Linked DNA regions of Homo sapiens: regions 2 and 3 are each linked to region 1. A link is a contact called in ENCODE Hi-C or POLR2A ChIA-PET data. All regions are on one chromosome and are shown on one strand. Each heading gives the region's core, a stretch centred on a gene start or an enhancer-like site at or near the end of the contact. The rest is flanking DNA. Distances are from core to core; before and after follow the strand shown.

The links. A loop is a pair of places that touch in the nucleus more often than their neighbours do. ChIA-PET counts read pairs that join two places held with the same protein, here RNA polymerase II (POLR2A). Pooled maps may share reads with other maps.
Region 2: a loop to region 1 is called in a pooled map, with 14 times the contacts of the local background. The contact joins two enhancer-like sites. A Hi-C loop is called at or near these places in 8 of 50 pooled maps. POLR2A ChIA-PET finds 5 or more read pairs at or near these places in 3 of 52 experiments (activated CD4-positive, alpha-beta memory T cell, activated CD8-positive, alpha-beta memory T cell and activated T-cell).
Region 3: a pooled map shows a loop between it and region 1 (4-fold over the local background). The contact joins two enhancer-like sites. A Hi-C loop is called at or near these places in 1 of 37 single-sample maps with no recorded cell type and 6 of 50 pooled maps. POLR2A ChIA-PET finds 5 or more read pairs at or near these places in 2 of 52 experiments (activated CD8-positive, alpha-beta memory T cell and activated T-cell).

The regions. Positions count from the first base shown.
Region 1 is chr10:30,700,110-30,702,900 of GRCh38, forward strand. It overlaps the pseudogene SVIL2P. Among named protein-coding and RNA genes, the nearest start is that of LINC02644, 22 kb to the right of the region's middle. RefSeq lists enhancers at 1,811-1,950, 1,971-2,020. Within about 2 kb of position 1,447, at least 12 of the 41 ENCODE cell types and tissues checked have a DNase peak (open chromatin) inside an H3K27ac peak, as active enhancers do.
Region 2 is chr10:30,984,445-30,987,144 of GRCh38, forward strand. The region is part of intron 1 of ZNF438 (zinc finger protein 438); the gene reads right to left. Among named protein-coding and RNA genes, the nearest start is that of ZNF438, 46 kb to the right of the region's middle. Within about 2 kb of position 1,292, at least 7 of the 41 ENCODE cell types and tissues checked have a DNase peak (open chromatin) inside an H3K27ac peak, as active enhancers do.
Region 3 is chr10:31,003,498-31,006,197 of GRCh38, forward strand. All of the region lies in intron 1 of ZNF438 (zinc finger protein 438), which reads right to left. Among named protein-coding and RNA genes, the nearest start is that of ZNF438, 27 kb to the right of the region's middle. Within about 2 kb of position 1,299, at least 5 of the 41 ENCODE cell types and tissues checked have a DNase peak (open chromatin) inside an H3K27ac peak, as active enhancers do.

The sequences.
Region 1 (2,791 bases), core at 197-2,696:
TGAAGTTTACGTATGGCATGGGAAAGAAGTCACGTTAGCACAACGAAAAATAGAATTTCAGCTGGCAAAGCACTTATGGAATGGAACCTTTGACTATGAGAACTGTGACATTAATCCCCTGGATCCTGGAGAATGCAATCCGCTTATCCGCAGGTACTACTGCCCCCACCTTGGGACGGCTCCCTGAGCGAGCTGATTCCCTTCGATCCCTCTGTTCTCACCACAGTCCTCTACTCTCGCTCTTTATAGGGTTCAGTTTTCATAAACGATTATATGCAGTGGACTGTGAATATTCACAAAAGGAACAGTTCTTTAACTTTTATCTAACTATTATAGAAATATGGATGCTGTCGTCTTCCAGAAGAGGTTTGTTATAGTTGATTTCTTGAAGTGAGCAAGAAATGCTGCAAGTTCCTCCCTGCGGCATTCCAAGTGCTGCTGTGGCAGATGAACAGCAATTGTTTAAACAAATTACATGCGGATCTGAAAGGCTTCCCCGGGTCTGGAATTCAGCCATTGATCTGAAAGTGCAAAAGCAACATGCCTCCCTCTAATTTCATACCTTCCCAGCATCGCCCTCGAATTCCAGGATTTATTTGGCAGCAGATGATGTTTATGTCTTTATACCTTTTGGGAAGGGAAGAGGGAGAGGAGATGGTATTAAAACAATGATTGCAATTGTAATATTCCCTGCAGGTACTAGACTCTTTAAAGTTATTTTTGAAATTGAATAGAATATGTGCAAACTCTAAAATTGTGATTATGAGAAAAAAATTCTTACATGCAAAGGATTGTTGTTGTCTTTTTAACTATCAGACCAAAAAAAGTAGTGCTTTTTAACTATGGGTGCTGTTACAATAGATGAGAAACCAATGAACCAACAAACAGCATAGAATATTGGGCATCACACAACTACATTTTAATGTTTTCCATTGAACTGGTATATGAATTTCAACTTTCCTGCCTAGTTTCCTGCTTTAAAATCCAATTATTGATTTTCTTATTAATTATTATAGAAATCATTAAAATTATGTCAGTGTGGTAAGAAGTTTTAATGTCCTTGTTAAGCAAATGCACTAATGTTTAACCTCAGTATGGTAACAACTGTTGTTTTAAGGACTGGAACTACAACAGCTCAAAAGATTTTATTTGGTATAGCAGAGAAAAAAAAACAAGCTAAAGCATAAAAATCTATGTGATAGCCAACTGTATTTAATAGTGGCATAATCACAGATCTGAAAGTAGATGACTGAGCTCCTAACCCACTGGTTTTCAACATCTCTGAGACAGAATCACCTGAGGGGCCTTTAAAAAAAAGGCATTTGCTCAGCCCAGCCCCAGAGATGTGTTTTCGTTTCATGTGAGTTACAGTTTATGTGTCAATATGTCTTAAAAGCTCCCAGGGATTTTAAGGTGCAGCCAAGATTACGCACCCAGCCCTTCTTAGCAAATGAGGCTGAAACCACTGAGCCCAGTTCCGGCTGTAGGTCAGGGCAGTGCGTGGAGAAACACATCTGGCTTCTGGCCCAGGTTCATCCCCCTCACCCTGCAATCTGCTGCATCGCTTGCTCACAACGCTTCAAAACATAAGTGACAGATTCTAAAGCAGAAACCAAAAGCCCTTTCAATTATCATCTTAGCAAGCCTGCAGAGTAGGACTGACATAAGAGACAGTCATTCAGATATTTTCTGATAAAGACCACACAGCCTTTCAAGACCACCGTGCATTTTCCATAGGTGCTTATGTTTGGTTCCTAAAGTCCCATAAGAGCATGAGGTAGAAGTGTCTGTGCTCTATGATTTATCCGGCAGCTTTCTTTGAATCAGGCAGCCTTTTTGATGTGCCTCAGCTGTGACATCAGCAGCTGTGGTCTTGACCAAGCAGGAAGTGACTGAGGCAGTAGCACAGCAGGGCACAAGCAGCAGCGGGGGTTGCTCTAAGAGGTGGCTGCATCCCAGGCCAGATTCACAACCGAAGATGGGTCTGGAGGGATGAAAGATCGTGCATATTATTCCAGGGCTACTCCCTCCGCAGCACGCATATCTTCTCTACCTTTTGTTTTATTTCTTTTTCTTTCTTTTTTTAAATTTTTAATTAATTAACTTATTTTTTTGAGACAGAGTCTCATTCTTGTCGCCCAGGCTGGAATGCAATGGTGCTATCTTGGCTCACTGCAACCTCTACCTCCTGGGTTTAAGTGATTCTCCTGCCTTAGCCACCCGAGTAGCTGGGATTACAGGTGCCCGCCACCACATCTGGCTAATTTTTGTATTTTTAGTAGAGACGGGGTTTCACTATGTTGGCCAGGCTGGTCTTGAACTCCTGACCTCAGGTGATTCACCTGCCTCGGCCTCCCAAACTGCTGGGATTACAGGCATAAGCTACCACACCCAGCCCTCAGCTCTACCTTTTTCTAAATTACCTGTGTTCTTGGGGACAGCACAAATTCTGAAATCCCAAGCCCGCACAAGACCTCCTATCTTTCTGTGCTCTCCCCATCTGCCGTCTTGGTCAGTGGCCTAGAAATAAGTGCACAAAAAGGCACTTCAAGATCTATGAAAGTGTGTTCATTTTAGTGATGGGAGAATCTCTGTACTCTGGAGAGCTTTGTTGTAACATGAAATAAAATAATAGAGAATTGAGGAGGGAGCTACCTCTTCCCTACGTCTATTAATTAATTGGAGGAAACTTGGTGAGCATTTGCAGGTGACTGGGTGGCACAGAGTAGATGACAAGTGAGGTTTGCCCACAGCTCCTGCTATTGCCGAAATCTCCACCCAGCGTGCCACT
Region 2 (2,700 bases), core at 42-2,541, 280 kb after region 1:
TTATTATAATCATATTCAGATAATCCATTTTCATCAAATATATGTAAAAGGTGCCTTCTTTTCAAGTTTCATTTTTAATTACTGTATATTTTTATTAAGATAATAAAAGAACTAATGTAGAAGAAAATAATTCCATAGTTGATTACATGTCTTTAGTTTAAAAATGAAAGCATGCAAAATTTAATAAAAGTTTTAAGATAAATAGAAAATGTTCCAGAAAAAAAGAAATGCCACAATGAATAAAACTGGCTAAGAAGAATGCTTCACATTCTTTTCCATGTGCATAATACTGTGGAAATTAGTAAACAGTCACAAACAAGTGATTCATATTCAGGGCGCAGCCTTTTTGACAGGAAAACAGTAATCAAGAGTTTGGGATTTGAAGATTTTTAAAAGGACACATGTCTAGTAAAGTGTGTCAGTTTGCCTGAGACAGTCCCAATTTACGGCCATTGTCCCAGTGTCCCACAAATTTACCATTTGTCCTGGATTTTTCATTTTCTAATGATTTTTTTTAATGATAGCATTAAAATATGCTAAGACTTACTTGTACTTTTAGGCTCTGCCATAATCTCATTGAGCCATGTGTGAGATGCATGTGCAATGAAGCCAGTTGTCAATTTCGCAACTTGCTTAAATCTTTAAGACACCTAGCAGTAACCCATTTCTAAATGTACTAAATGTACTGTAACTGATACTTCATTCTTAAAGACAGCACCCAGGCACCATGCAGAAAAAGTATACCTAGGCAGGAGCAGGTAGGGACAGCTAACTCCTCCAGTCTTGAATGAAGGTAGAAGAAATACTGAATACTGCTCCCTGCTCATGGCTAGCTTAAAGACACGGATTTAATGAAAGCAGACAGGACAGAGAAAGTGTTTTACGTATTATTCTCTAAAGCATGACTTTTCATCTAGATCCAATGACTTTTTAAAAAAATGCACTTAGTTCTGATTCTAAAGCGTCTCTTTTACATCATCAAAGTAAAGTGAAAACTGGTTGGCTCCATTAACAGAAAAACTCACAGTTAAATGTTGCCAGCTTTCTGTCAGCATCAGGAGATGTACCAACCAGAAAAATCAGTTAATTCCAATAATGGTTTGATGATTTCATCTAATTCATGAAACCAAAGTAAAGCTTTTGGAAGTTCATTCTGTAGAATATGAAACACTTGACATTGCTTTAATTGCTACTTAAAAATCAGTTTAGAAGTTCAACAACAAAGACAAAATTACCGTTGGTTCTCCTTATTCACAGTAGTTAAGTTCTATGAAGTCACCATGAACACTGAATTAGGGAATACCAAACTGTTTACTCATAAGGGAAATTCAGGGTTGGGTTCCTGAGAGCTCCTGAGAGCCTCTGATTACATTTTAATTAGCTGATCAAACATAACCTCATTTTATGTATATTTCTGTTTCAAGATACCTTATTAATATATAGTCATCCACTGCATGATGTGTCAGTCAACAACAGACTGCATATATGATGGAGGTGGTCCCATAAGATTATCAAGCTATATTTTCACTGTACATTTTCTATGTTTAGATAAATAAATATTTACTATTGTGTTACAATTGCCTACGAATTCAGTATAGTAACACACTGTACAGGTTTGTAGCCCAGGAACAAGAGGCTATACCAAATAGCCTACGTGTATAGTAAGCTATAGATTCATATCAGTACACTCTATGATACTTTCACAATGACAAAATCACCTAATGATACATTTCTCAGAATTTAACCCTGTTGTTAAGCAATGTATGGCTGTTCACTGTTGAGTCACTAACACTGAACTCATAGCCAACAGCACTATAAGTTTATCTATCACATGCATTTTCTCCTTAAGGCACATCACAGCCTTCTTGCACTTAGGCGCAATATACAGCACTTCAGTTCCACACTGGGTAGTCATTTTAAACACAGAAATCATAAGCCTAAAAAAGCAAAAATCATGGCACTATATAAACCACAAAAAGGAGACTTGTTTACCGTATGAGAGCTGAAGGAAATCAGCTTGTCAACTAGGAATGTGTTGAGCAATCCAAATTTTTCACCATTCTGTACCATTTGCAGTCATGCACTCAGTTGAATGCCTAGTGTCATGAGTATTGATTTTGCAGTTACAAATAAATTTTATAGGTTCAGTATCCCTTACCCTGAAATGTTTGGGGTCGGAAGTGTTTTGAATTCAGAGTTTTTAAAAATTTTGAAACATTTGCATTATATACTTATTGAGTATCCCTAATCCAAAAATCTGAAATCCAAAATGCTCCCATGAGTATTTCATTTGCGCATGACCCTTGAGGATTGTGTTGAGCATCATGTTGGCACTCAAAAAGTTTAGGATTTTAGAGCATTTCTGATTTTAGATCAGAGATGCTCAATCTGTAGTAAGCAGACGAATTCATGAAAACAAAATCTGTGAATAATAAGGGTCAATTCTATTTGTTTTTACAGTGATAACACAATTACAAACCTTGGTTGAGTACAGCATCATAGAAAGAACAATGTTCTTACTAAATTTAAAAAATGGTGAAACAGAAATAAACTTGGACTTGGCTGTGGTTCACATATAATTCACAGCTGTGCCCAAAACTGCAATATATTACCAATCAAAATTGGGGGAAACATATTTTACAACTGAATCCACAAAAGATGTGACATTCTACCAATTAAAATTTACAAACGTTTATACAC
Region 3 (2,700 bases), core at 49-2,548, 300 kb after region 1:
ATTCTGACCCACCAAAACCTGTTCCCTGCAAGTTCTTAGAAAACATCTGAAAAACAAAGCATACTCTGATACTAACCTCATGAAGGTACAAGTGCATTCTTCTCAGGGCTATTTGTGTTTAAGCACTAAACTAAAGATGCCACTCCTTATCATATGCCCTACTACCATCCTTATACAAGCTACTACCATTTTTCACTGTGATTACCACAGTAGCCTCTTAACTGGTCTTCCTGCTTTCAGTCTTCCAAGTCATAGTCTATGCTCAAGAAAGAGCTGATCTACGTGAGATCATGTCATTTCTTGGCCCAAAACTCTCTGGTGGCTCCCTAGTTTACTCCAAATAAAAGCCTCCAATGGCTTTTATTGGTACCTCCAATGCAAGATCATAAATAATCTAAAATCTGAAAATCTGGGGGGAGAGCATATATGGAAGAAAAAACAAGAGTCCATTTTGGTCACATTAAATTTGCAATGCCTAGGAGACATTCAAGTGGAGATGTCAGAAAGGTGTTATCCCCAGATCCTCAGAAGAGAACTTCAGGCTACATAAGTACTTCTCAATGGGGGGTGATTTTATGCACCCAGGAGACATCTGGCAATATCTGGAGACATTTTGATTGTCACAATAAGGGTAGAGGGAACTCTATTGGCAGTTAGAGCATAGAGGCCAGAGATGCTGCTAAGCATCCTACAATCCACAAGACATCCCCTGACACTGAAAAAATTTTCCAGCCCAAAATGTCAATAGTGCTGAAGATGACAAACTCTGGGCTAGAGATAATAAGACTTACACAAAAAGATTATATTTAACCAAAAGTACAAGATGAAAAACAAGAGAACTAAACCTTTCCTCTTTTAGATGTCAGGTAACACAGAAGACAGAAAATGGTCAACTAGAATGGGAGAAGGAAAACCAGGGAAGGGTTTGTCTCAAAGGCCAAGAGACAAGTGTTTCCAAAAGGAAGCAATGGTCAATTGTGGTCAACTGCATGGAAAACTGCTAAGACATCAAATAACACTGATAGGGGGTTAAAAGGTTTGAGAAGAATGAAGGCAGTATGCTGTGAGGAGTGAGGGAGTGAGATAATAGACACGTCGGAAGACTGCTGGACAATTTTAAGGCTGCTGAGCGTATCATTAAAGTGAAAAAACTGGCAGGTAGTTGAGCTCATCCAGTTCTGAGATTGGAGAGACCAAAGAGGTACAAAGGAATTGAAAGAATTTGCCGGAAAATAATTTGAATCAAAGCATCTAGGCTGGATAAGGAAGGAACTGGTAACAGAAAGGAAGTGATAAGTAGAAATGTGGGGGAGGGGGCTGGAAGTCATGATGAGTCATAAATACTTTTCCCACATCAATAAATAAACTTCCTATATGCTTTTAACTGTTTCATAATAACATAGCCTATTTCTTGATATTATTAAGCAAATGTGATTATTACTTTAATAAGTTACCAGAGATAACAAGTGTTGGTGATGGTGTGAAAAAGAGAAACCTCATACACTGTTGGTGGGAATGCAGATCAGTGCGGCCACTGTGAAAAACCATACAGAGGTTCCTAAGGAAATTAAAAATACAACTACCATATGACTCAGCAATTCCTCCAGTGGGTAGATATCCAAAGGAAATGAAATCACCATCTCATAAAGATACTTGCACTCCCATGTTCACTGTAGCATGAGCCAAGATTTAGAAACAATAATAGCCAAGATATTGAAACAACCAAAGTGTCTGTCAACAGATGAATGAACTGTGAGTTATGTGTGTGTACATATGTGTGTGTGTATATATATATGTACATGCACGTACGTAAATGGAATATTATTCAGCTTTAAAAAGGAGATCCTGCCATTTGCTACCACATGGATGAATGTGGAAGACATTATGCAGAGTGAAATAGGCAAGACACAGAAAATGCATGATTTCACTTATATGTGGAATCTTAAAAAAAGAAAAGAAAAAGAAAGTTGAATACTTAGAGAACAAAATGATGGTAAACAGGGGTGGACGGGGGAGAAAATGTGAAGATGTAGGTCAAAGGATACAAAGCTGCAGATACGCAGGATAAAGGGGTCTCGATGTCTAATGTATGACATGAGGACTATGGTTAATACTGTACTGTATTTGAGATTTTTGCTAAAAGAGATTTTCCTGCCACTAAAAAGAGTAACTATGTGAGATGACTGATGTTAATTTGCTTGACTGTAGTATCCACTTCACTGTGTGTATACATCAAAACATCATATACGTTAAATATATACAATAAAAAAATAGGTATTTACTATTTGAACAATGCTCATCATCCTATTTACTTTTCCTAAGTAGGATCAAATGGTATTTGTGGGAAAGATCATGTTATTGTGAAAGATATGCATATATGATAAATAACAGATCTGGGTTAAAATATCAGCTCTTTCATTTATTATGTTGTGACCTTGGACAACTTACTTAATCTCTCTGAGCCTAAATCTCTTCAGCTTATTAACAGATTGTGGTACACAGAATATTGCCTCCCTCAAAGGATGTCCATCCCTTATTCCCTGGAATCTCTGTCTACCCTATATTACATGGTATGATATTGTGAAATATATATCTGGTCTACATCCTCATTTCCTGGCACACAACTGCTAAAATCCTTAGAATCTCCAAAGTGATGTCTTTTGTATGCTAATGAGTGACTGATGGCTGGCAGTCCCTGGG